Linked DNA regions of Homo sapiens: region 1 is linked to region 2. Evidence: read pairs that join two places in POLR2A ChIA-PET (ENCODE). Cell type or tissue: PC-9. All regions are shown on one strand. Each heading gives the region's core, and the rest is flanking DNA. Links, peaks and the distances in the headings are about the cores only.

Evidence for each region. Peaks named below come from ENCODE experiments on the same cell type or tissue, not always from the same donor. Only the 100,000 strongest peaks of a DNase experiment are listed, where the experiment ranks them.
Region 1: POLR2A ChIA-PET joins it to region 2 with 11 read pairs; 6 of 35 experiments call an interaction of 5 or more read pairs at or near these places.

Annotation. Positions count from the first base shown.
Region 1 is chr1:150,184,307-150,189,679 of GRCh38, reverse strand. No RefSeq gene overlaps it. Among named protein-coding and RNA genes, the nearest start is that of LINC02988, 26 kb to the right of the region's middle. RefSeq lists a cis regulatory region at 2,576-2,862. In PC-9, for the core only: CTCF peaks have their summits at 2,008 and 2,212 (motif pointing right); DNase peaks (open chromatin) are centred at 2,239, 2,779, 3,109 and 3,399; H3K4me3 peaks cover 1,378 bases; H3K27ac peaks cover 1,673 bases.
Region 2 is chr1:150,260,210-150,265,582 of GRCh38, reverse strand. It overlaps CA14 (carbonic anhydrase 14), which reads right to left. Exons shown (of 11, transcript NM_012113.3): 3 at 3,945-4,124; 4 at 3,283-3,425; 5 at 2,963-3,058; 6 at 2,713-2,779; 7 at 2,384-2,541; 8 at 2,164-2,284; 9 at 1,904-1,924; 10 at 1,705-1,789; 11 at 505-990. The coding sequence ends at 924. SNORD13C (small nucleolar RNA, C/D box 13C) reads right to left here and starts at 3,889; the gene lies at 3,786-3,889. It overlaps APH1A (aph-1A gamma-secretase subunit), which reads left to right. Exons shown (of 7, transcript NM_001077628.3): 7 at 1-179. In PC-9, for the core only: no CTCF peak of the experiment used is centred there; a DNase peak (open chromatin) is centred at 2,712; H3K4me3 peaks cover 314 bases; H3K27ac peaks cover 2,873 bases.

The DNA.
Region 1 (5,373 bases), core at 143-5,142, 76 kb after region 2:
TTTAGGCCGGGCATGCTGGCTAATGTCTGTAATACCAGCACTTTGGGAGGCCAAGGAGGGCAAATCACTTGAGCTCTGGAGTTCAAGACCAGCCTGGGCAATATGGTGAAACCCCGTCTCTACTAAAATTACAAAAATTAGCCAGGCGTGGTGGTGCGTGCCTGTAGTCCCTGTTACTCTGGAGGCTGAGGCACGAGAATCACTTGAGCCCGGGAGGCAGGGAGGTTGCAGTGAGCAGAGGTTGCACCACTGCACTCTAGCCTGGGCGACAGAGCGAGACTCTGTCTCAAAAAAAAAAATTATTATTTTTTGAGACAGAAAAAAATTATTATTTTTTTGATACAGGTTGCTCACTGCAACCTCCGCCTCCCAGACTCAAATGATTCTCGTGCCTCAGCCTCCCCAGAAACTGGGATTACAGGCATGCACCACCAAGCCTGGCTAATTTTTTGTATTTTTAATAGAGACGGGGTTTCACCATGTTGCCCAGGCTGGTCGCAAACTCCTGGCCTCAAGTAATCCACCTGTCTCAGTCTCCCAAACTGCTGGGATTACAGGCATGAACCACTGCTCCCGGCCCGATTATTCTTATTTTTTGTTTAGTTCTTCAGTGAAATCAACTAAGTCAGTGAGAAATTTGATGAGGGGAGGAAGTTAGTGACAGTCCAAACTCCTTTTTTATTTTTTAAATATCAAGTTCTCAGTAATTTGCAAGTGTTAAAATTCATAGAACTAGCCAGGCACGGTGGCTCACACCTGTAATCCCAGCACTTTGGAAGGCTGAGGCAGGCGGATCACGAGGTCAAGAGATCATGACCATCCTGGCCAACATGGTGAAACCCCGTCTCTATTAAAAACACAAAAATTAGCCGGGTGTGGTGGCGGACGTCTGTAATCCCAGCTACTTGGGAGGCTGAGGCAGGAGAATTGCTTGAACCCGGGAGACGGAGGTTGCAGTGAGCTGAGATCGTGCCACTGCACTCCAGCCTGGGAGACAGAGTGAGACTCCGTCTGGAAAAAAAAAATCACAGAACCAAGGTTTATAAGCATAATGCACTTGTATGAAGAATAATCATTCATAGCAGATTGGAATAAACCCTCCTAAATATCTTTCTAAAAGCCAGATTTGAAACTTATTTTGATATTTGATAAGAATTTTCATATTAGGCTGACAATCAATACAGGTTCCTGGTTGGCTGGCATTATTAATGCTGAGCCTTAACGCTTTGCTAGAGCCCCTCTCCTTTTTTTTTTTTTGAGACAGAGTCTTGCTCTGTTGCCCAGGCTGGAGTGCAGTGGGGCAATCTTGGCTCACTGCAGCCTCCCTGCCCCCTAGGCTCAAGGGATTCTCATGCCTTAGCCTCCAGAATAGCTGGGACTACAAGCACCTGCCACTGAACCCGGCTAATTTTGTATTTTTAGTAGAGATGGGGTTTTGCCATGTTGCCAAGGCTGGTCTTGAACTCCTGCCCACCTCAGCCTCCCAAAGTGCCGGGATTACAGGCACGAGCCACCACATCTGGCCAGAGCCCTTTTTTTGAGTACAAATGCTCAGACCTCCCTTCTTCCTTTTCCCTACCACATTCTCTGCATTTGGCTAGAAGGGCAAGCTTTGTTTGTGATGCACTTTGAAAGGAAGTGAAGAGGTCTAAGAGGTAAAGCTGGAACAGAAAGCTAAAGGTGTAAAAAATGTCCCAATGGCCAGGACTTTGCGGGTACGTGGAGGCGGGGAGCTGAAAATCTTAATTCTCTACCTCCTTGTTTTTCATGCAGAAATGAAGTTCTTTATCTCATTCAATGGAATTAGCCCAGAGAAGCCCTTTTCCCTTACAATTTTCAGGTCTAATGTGAATGTTTTGGACAACCTTTAGACTAATACAGTGGATCTCAAGCAGGGGTGATTTTGTTCCCCTGGGGACATTTAGCTGTGTCTGGAGATATTTTTGGTTGTCACACCGGGATGTGTGTGGGAGTGCTACTGCATCAAGTGGGAAGATGCCAGGGGTGCTGCCAAAACGTCCCACAGTGCACAAGACAGCCCCGCAACAAAGGGTGATCAGAATGCCAGTAGTGTGAAGGTGAAAAATCTTGGGTTAATAGGATATTATTTAGTTTTTGACAGATTTTCCATGCTTTGAGGTCAGTTAAAAGGGTAGTGTGTAAAATTTTTATTATAAAAGTATAAACACTAGAGGGCAGTACCTGCCCGATAATTGCAACGGATGTGACTTTGGGCGGGGTCTCTGAAGGAAAAAAAAAAGAAGCTAGTGATTTAGGTAACTGGAAGATAAGTGACTATAGGAGACCCTTAAAGAGGTATTTAAGTAATTTTAAATCAAAAGACAGTTTTGCTTGGTGTGGTGGTGTGCCTGTAGTCCCAGCTCTGCTTGAGCCCAGGAGATGGAGACCTGTCTGGGCAGCATAGCAAGACCCCATTTTTTTTTTTTTAAAGAGTTTTAACAACTACTGCTTCTGAGGTCAGGAAAAGCAGAACAAGCAGTTTTTTCTTCTGCTTTTCTATAATGATGGCTTGTGAGCTTTTGCCAGAGAAGGGAAAATTCACACTAGGTTTTCACACACACAAACACTAACGTCATTGCCACTTACACTTCTATTTGCTCTGATGAGGCAGATGATGGAAAGTCGCTATTCCTAGGGCATGTAGATCATTGTAATGCTGTGAGAGATGTGTCTGGAACAGGGGAACTTGGAGCAGACAGGCAAAACATCACGACTGAGTCCGTTAGACAAGTCAGAATCTGACTCAGCTCTTTTTTTTTTTTTTTTTTTTCCCGAGATGAAAAAAACCTCCAGCCCAGGCTGGAGTTCAGTGGTGCAATCTCTGCTTGGCTCACTGCAACTTCCACCTACCGGGTTCAAGCGATTCTTGTGCCTCAGCCTCCCCAGTAGCTGGGACTACAGGCACGCGCCACCATGCCCAGCTAATTTTTGTATTTTTTTGTTGTAGACATGGGGTTTCACCACATTGGCCAGGCTGGTCTCCAACTCCTGACCTCAGGTGATCCGCCTGCCTCGGCCTCTCAAAGTGCTGGGATTACAGGCATGAGCCACCGTGTACAGCCTGACTCAGCTCTTTTGAAACGGATCAATAATATCTAGTTTGTTGCTTGAAGCTATTTACATTAGCTAGCTATGCAAGAATGTAGTACAATTTTCTGTTTTCTCCTAAGGTTCAGTCCAATTTTAAAAAATGAAACAAATAGGCTGGGCGTGGTGGCTCACGCCTGTAATGCCAGCACTTTGGGAGGCTGAGGCAGGTGGATCACGAGGTCAGGAGATTGAGACCATCCTGGCTAACACGGTGAAACCCCGTCTCTACTAAAAATACAAAAATTAGCTGGGCGTGGTGGTGGGCGCTTGTGTTCCCAGCTACTCAGGAGGCTGAGTCAGGAGAATGGCGTGAACACGGGAGGTGGAGCTTGCAGTGAGCCAAGATTGCCCCACTGCACTCCAGCCCAGGCGACAGAGCGAGACTCCATCTCTAAAAAAAAAGAAGAAAGAAGAAAGAAACAAATGGGGCATTTTTTGTTTTTAGTGTCAGAAATCTGGGCTCAAACCAAGTTTTTGGATATGTTAATATAAGCTGACCTCACCTCTGCCCTCAAATAGGACAAACCATTTGCTAAATTCACATTAAATCTACACATTCCTGGCTGGGCGTAGTGGCTCATGCCTGTAATTCCAGCACTTTGGGAGATCAAGGCAGGTGGACCACTTGAAGTCAGGAGTTCGAGACCAGCCTGGCCAACATGGTAAAACTCTACTAAAAATACAAAAATTAGCCAGGCATGGTGGTGCACGCCTGTAGTCCCAGATACTCAGGATCTGGGCGTGAGCCCAGATCACGCCACTGTAGTCCAGCCTGGGTGACAGAGCGAGACTCTATCTAAAAAAACAAAAAAAAACAAAAAAAAGCCCAAAACTGCACATTTCTTTTTATTTATTATTAAATATTTAAGGTACACAGTGGTATCAAGAATGGACATTGATCGACTTGTCACTCAGTTTAAAAAATGAAACATCAACAATGCAGTTGAAGCCCCCTGTGCATCCTTCTCCAGTTGTATCCTTCTCCTGCCTCCCCCTGACGTCATTCCCAGGTAAATGAGTTTGATGTGGAACATTCCTTTTTGTTTTTTGAGACAAGAGTCTTACTCTGTCACCGAGGCTGGAGTGCAGTGGCACAATCTTGGCTCACTGCATCCTCTGGCTCCCGGGTTCAGTGATTCTCCTGCCTCAGCCTCCTGAGTAGCTAGGGTTACAGATGCGCAACAACACACCTGGCTAATTTTTGAATTTTTAGTAGAGATGGGGTTTCGCCATGTTGGCCAGGCTGGTCTTGAACTCCTGATCTCAAGTGATCCACCTGCCTCAGCTCCCAAAGTGCTGGGATTACAGGCATGAGCCACTGCGCATGGCCTGTTCAGACTTTTATTATATATGTTAAATATGCTCAGTAATATATAATTTCTGCATATTTAAAATTTGTATATAAATGACGTTGTAACTGTTCTTCTGTAATTTGTGTTTTCTCTTAAATAGGTTTGTAAGATCATCCATGTTGATACATGTAACTCCAGTTTTTGTCTACCAACATTTTTGGTATCTGCATACTTGCTAATTCACATAATGATGTTATGAACATTCTCATGTGTAGTTGAGTTATGTGTATGTAAGAGTTCTTTTTGTCTGTTTGTTTTTAAGACAGAGTCTTGCTCTGTCACCCAGGGTGGAATGCAGTGGCACGACTTCGGCTCACTGCAACATCTGCCTCCTGGGTTCAAGCGGTTTTCGTGCCTCAGCCTCCCAAGTAGCTGGGACCACGGATGCGCGACACCACACTCAGTTAATTTTTGTATTTTTAGTAGAGACAGGGTTTCACTGTGTTGGCCAGGCTGGTCTTGAACTCCTGGCCTCATGTGATCTGCCCACCTTGGCCTCCCAAAGTGCTGGGATTATAAGCGCGAGCCACTGTGCCTGGCCTGTAAGAGTTCTTTAGAGCAGGGATTGGCAAACCATGGTCTGGCCCGTGGACCCTCCACCTTTTTTTTGTATGACCCAGACACTAAGGTGGTTTTTACATTTCTGAATGGTTTTTAAAAATGGAAAGACTAATATTTTATGACACATGAAAATTCAAGTTTCAGTGTCCATAAGTAAAGTTTTATTGGAACAGCCATGCTCATGCATTTATATATTACCTAAGGCCGTTTTCAGGCCTAGTGAGTGGTTGTAACAGAGACTGGATGGCGTGCAAAGCCTAAAATATCTGGTATCTAATTCTATGCAGAAAATGTTTGCTGATTACTGCTCTAGTGTGTACGTGGAATGAAATTGCTGGGTTCCACATAT
Region 2 (5,373 bases), core at 187-5,186:
GGAGTCAGACTACCATGACATCGTAGGGAAGGAGGGGAGATTTTTTTGTAGTTTTTAATTGGGGTGTGGGAGGGGCGGGGAGGTTTTCTATAAACTGTATCATTTTCTGCTGAGGGTGGAGTGTCCCATCCTTTTAATCAAGGTGATTGTGATTTTGACTAATAAAAAAGAATTTGTAATTGTGGGGGAACTTGGCTTTTAAGGGAGGGGATAGCATGTTAATTGAGATTTCTGTCCTCAGATCTCTCATCCAGCCACTTTCCTAACCTGGCAACCACTGATTTCCAAGCATAGCCTTGGTGCAAGGGCAGAAATCTGGGCTAGTGGTTTAACATGTCTGAAACTTTGGGTTAAGTGTCTTCCCAGAAGCTTATCTTTCCTTCCAGGGGTGGGATAAAAGGAGTTAATCACCCATGCTTCTTTTCCCCATCCTTTGCCCATCTTTACCACCTGAGGGATTCAGGAACTTGCCCACCCTCAAGAGCCTCAAAGGATAGGCCAGAATTAAAGTCAGAAACTTTAATTTCCAAATATATTGATCAAAAATATACAACTTCAACAGCAACTCTTTATCCTAAGGAGAGATCCCGCAGTATATCTAGGGAAAGGGCCATAAAAGTGAGGGGGTAGAGGACTTTGGGGTATATCCCAAACTTCCCCTGCAACTAAACAGAGTTTGTTCTCTGCATTAACAACACAGCGATTTCCTCATTTCCTCCTACATGTTTGGAGAGGCTGAAGGCTCTGCAGTTCTTCCTGGAATGACAGCCTGGGTCCATTCCTCTCTAGGAGATGTCCAGGGGAAGGAGGACATCTGCTTACTACTCCTACAGTGTTTCTGGCCAGATCCTACACCCCATTTTAGAGGCTTCCTGATAGGCATGAAGGGAAGTCATCCACATCCATGGTATCTGAGAAGGAATTTATGCCTCAGTCGTGGCTTGTGCTGAGGTGAAGACCACACTCTTTCGGTTTTCCAGCCTCTTCTTCCTGGAAAGGGGAATGGCTCATGAGAATGACTGCTATCTAAGTGAAGCAGATTAGAGGTGAAATAGGAGAATGCTTTTTAACAGAAAAGAGGGCTGGGCAAGGTGTTTCACACCTATAATCCCAGCACTTTGGGAGGCTGAGGCGGGCGGATCACTTGAGGTCAGGAGTTGGAGACCAGCCTGGGCAATGTAGTGAAAACCCGTCTCTGCTAAAAATACAAAAATTATCTGGGCATGGTGGCACATGCCTGTAGTCCCACCTACTCAGGAGGCTGAGGTGGGAGGACCACTTGAGCCCGGGAGGTGGAGGTTGCAGTGAGCTGTGATAAAGCCATGCACTCCAGCCTCGACAACAGTGAGAACCTGTCTCAAAAAGCGGGTGGCTCATGCCTATAATCCCAGTACTTTGGGAGGCTGAGGCAGGCGAATTGCCTGAGGTCAGGAGTTTGAGACCAGCCTGGCCAATATGGTGAAACCTTGTCTCTACTAAAAGTACAAAAATTAGCTGGGTGTGATGGTGCGTGCCTGTAGTCCCAGCTACTCGGGAGGCTGAGGCAGGAGAATTGCTTGAACCCAGAAGGCAGAGGTTGCAGTGAGCTGAGATTGCACACCACTGCACTCCAGACTGAGTAACAGAGCAAGACTCCGTCTCCCACCTACCAAAAAAAAAAAAAAAAAGAAGAAGGGACTGGAGGAATGGAAAGTAGGGCCTCACCGAATCTTTCTAGCAATGAAATAAACAGCCAGGAGAAGGCAGAGACAGCCAACCAAGATTCCTACACCTAGACTCAGCATTTCACCTGGGGGAGATAAAGGTAAAAGGTGTCAGCCTAGGACTAACATAGATTTTGAGCCTTTCCCCCACTCGGTGAGGACACCTCCCCTCCCCGCATTATCTTATAAGGCTGGCTTACCTGTGGTATACGAGGATCCTGCTGTAAGAGAAGAAAATGGGTCAGTGGGACTTCAGATCCCCATCCCAGCTGGGAGCAGCACTCTCTGCTGCTGTGCCTGGGAGAATCCCCCGGGGGCACCCTGGGGTGGGGGTTGGTTCCCAGTCCAAGCAAGTCCCAGAAACCCCCTCCCCTTTTAGCCTTTTCTTCCCATTGGCTCCCTAGTTCCTGCCATTGTGTCCCCCTCAGTTTCCCATCTCTTCTGAGCCGTGCAGAATCACCTTGGATGAAAGAAGCAAAGACCATGCGCTGATTGAGAGGCTGAAGGGCTCGGTAGTTCTGTACCAGAAGCTTAGAGGGCTCCTCTTCTGTGGAGAACAATGTCCCCTGAAGCTTTTCCAGCTGAGGAGCAGAAGCGTGGGAGAGGTGTTACTTTGGGGAGTGGGAAGGGGTCTGAAGTTACAACTGTGTCTCACCTCACCTCGTTTCTCCACCACTTACCTGTTCCATTGAAATCTGGGACCTTCTATAAAAAACTGTCCAGAGCACACTCTGGTAGCAAGGGGGAGTTGTGAGCGAGCCATTGTAGCGGAAGTACTGCCCCAGCTGTTTGGGGAGCAGCTCTCTTAGGTTGAAGGGAGGCACTGAGGTCTTCTGATCTGGGGAGAACAGACTGGGACTCATCTTCCTTTCAGTGTGCCCTAGCTTACCTAGATAGGGCTCCCAGAAGCAAAATTCCTTGGCTCTATGTAATTGCTTCATCCCAAGGCTTTTAAGGATAGTTTTTGAAAGTCTAATCTTACTTCCTGCTATAGATTTTTAAGGCTCACCTTTATGCCTGACTTCATGCAAGTGACTCAGAATGTGTTCATAAGCTATATTCTTAGTCTCACCCACCTGGAAGAGAAGGAAAGGGAGAGAGTTTGGAATGAGTCCATGTTTGGAATAAGAAATTTATGTACAGAATAAATGGTCAGGGTGGGCTGCTGCCTGCCATAGGAAGGAGGCCAGCAACAGAAATAGGTTTGAGGGTTGCAGAGGAAGTGGAGAGAAACCTGGAAGGGACTGGGGGCTACTGACCTCAATTAGGATGCCCAGGACAGCCAGGCCCTGAGGCCTCTCAGCAGCCTCACTCAAGCTGTCATAGGAATCAGAGTCATAATGTACAATGTGGAGCTAAAGGAAGGAAGAGGGAATTGAATCATGGAATGTCTGCACCCCCTTCAAGGCCTTGATCCTAGCTGCCACCATCCCCCCGCTGTCCCCGGCAGGCACTAAGTCTGTCCCTCAGAGATTGGCCTTATCCCCCCAGCATGACTTTTCCTAAGGTCCAGATCCTTTCCCCAGGACCACCCATCCCTGTTACTTTGTCTGAGTCCCAGCTCTTTGTTCCCTGGTACCTCTGCAAATGTGGCTTCACTGTTGATCTGGTGTTCTGACCCCCCTGGGGATCCTTTCTGACCCCAGTGCAGGTGGAGCTGGGCAGCTACATATTTTCGGGGAAGTCCACCCAGATACAGGGTAGAGGGCAGAGAGAGTTGCACTGTGAGGAAAAGAGCAAACTCGGATTGGTGGAGGCATGTGGATACATTCCCACTCCTGGGTTGCCACCACTTCTTGGGAGACTTGGCCCTCTTCCAGTTTTCTCCCCCAGTAGCACCCAGTTCCTCCCATAGGCCAGTGCTTTTCTAGCATATCTTCCTTTTTCTTGGTGAAGACCAAGTCAGTGCAATGATACCTACCTACTGAGCTTGGTTATAAACATTTCGATTCCCGCTTTGGCTACAGGATCCTGATCCCCATTCTCATATCTCCAAATTCATGGACAAAGGTTTTTGAGAATTCGTAGGTTAGGAAAATGCTGCTTTCCTCTGACTCCTGAGGTTATTTGTTTGTTTATTTATGTCAGATGGGTAATGTGCCAACATCTTGACAAGATTTGAGGGCGGCACATCTTACGCATGCTCAGGAACACCCCATCATCATGCCCATGAACTACAAAAGGATCTGACTCCTAAGATCTGAGCTGGAGCCTACAACTCCTTGGAGCCTGTGCTTTTACCTGTGTGGCCATTGTTGTGCAGGTCCAAAGGCTCGGTGCCAGGCTGGTCATATCCGTGGGGCTGCAGAGCAGGCAAATCAGGGTCAAATGTCACACTGTCTGTCTGAATATCGATGGGCGACTGGGCATTGTTTCCACACTCAGGGTAAGAGGCTGGCCAATGGTCCTGACCATGTGGGCCTGGTGGGGGTTACCAAAGACATTGGTCCTGTCCTCCAGCTCTAGCTACCCTTCAACAGCACCCCCTCCCTTTGACCCTTCCCCTAACCAAGCCATACATCTGTGTGGAGGTAGAAATGGACTTCCCTCCACCCAGGTTAAGACCCCAGTTGTATAGGGATGGGTGAGGTAGGAGTCCTGTTGAGTCTCATGCTGCAGTTCCCCTTCCCTACCCAGAGGCAGTGATGATTCCCCAACTATCCTGATGAATGGGGAGTGGTAGCTCTTTTACTTACCTGTATTTTGAGGACAAGAAAGCTGAATGAGGGCAGAGGGGATGCATAGAAAACCTGAATACCCTGAGAGATGGGATTAGAGAGTAGGAGTAGAAAAATGGGAGAAATAAAATGATCCTAGATAGGCCAGGCACAGTGGCTCATGCCTGTAATCCCAGCACTTTGGGAGGCCGAGGCAGGTGGATCGCTTGAGGTCAGGAGTTCGAGACCAGCCTGGCCAACATGGTGAAACCCCATCTCTACTAAAAATGCAAAAATTAGCCAGACGTGGTGGTGGGCACCTGTAATCCCAGCTACTCGAGAAGCTGAGGCAGGAGAATCACTTAAACCCAGGAGGTGGAGTTTGCAGTGAGCCCAGATTGCGCCACTGCACTCCAGCCTGGGTGACAGAGCAAGACTCTGTGTCAAAAAAAAAAAAAAAAAAAAAAATAACCTAGAGAGATACGGTCTCCTGGAGGCCCCTATCAAGTGGCCTTGGGATTCAGATATCCTGACTTCTCATCATTCACTTCTTGCTCTCACACTGACCGTTTATCATGAACTTGAGTTTGGTTAAGTCATTAATCAGTAGTTCATAGGAACTGAGTTCCACCTCCCCCAGGGTCAGAAACTATCCTGCCAGCCTCTTCCTCACCCCTGACCTCCAGCTCTGTCCCAATTTCAGATGCAGGTTAGGGGTAGGATGGATTAGGATAGACGGAGCCAGAAGGAGACCTGGCAGCTAAGCTCAGAGTTCCCACCCAGCTTCCTTTCCACCCCAGCTCCCTCACTCCTACACGATTTACTGAGGACTTAACTAGCTTTTCTGCCAAATCAGGAGGTGTAGGATTTGATGATTAGAGCAGGATCTAGGAGCCATATATGTGAAACTCAAGGCAGGAGGAGATCCAGAAGGGAGGAGCTAGGGTGAGAAGGTAAAGGAAGTCTCCTCCCACCCGCACAGTGTGTCTTCCTGCCAGGTGAGGAGGTCCCAG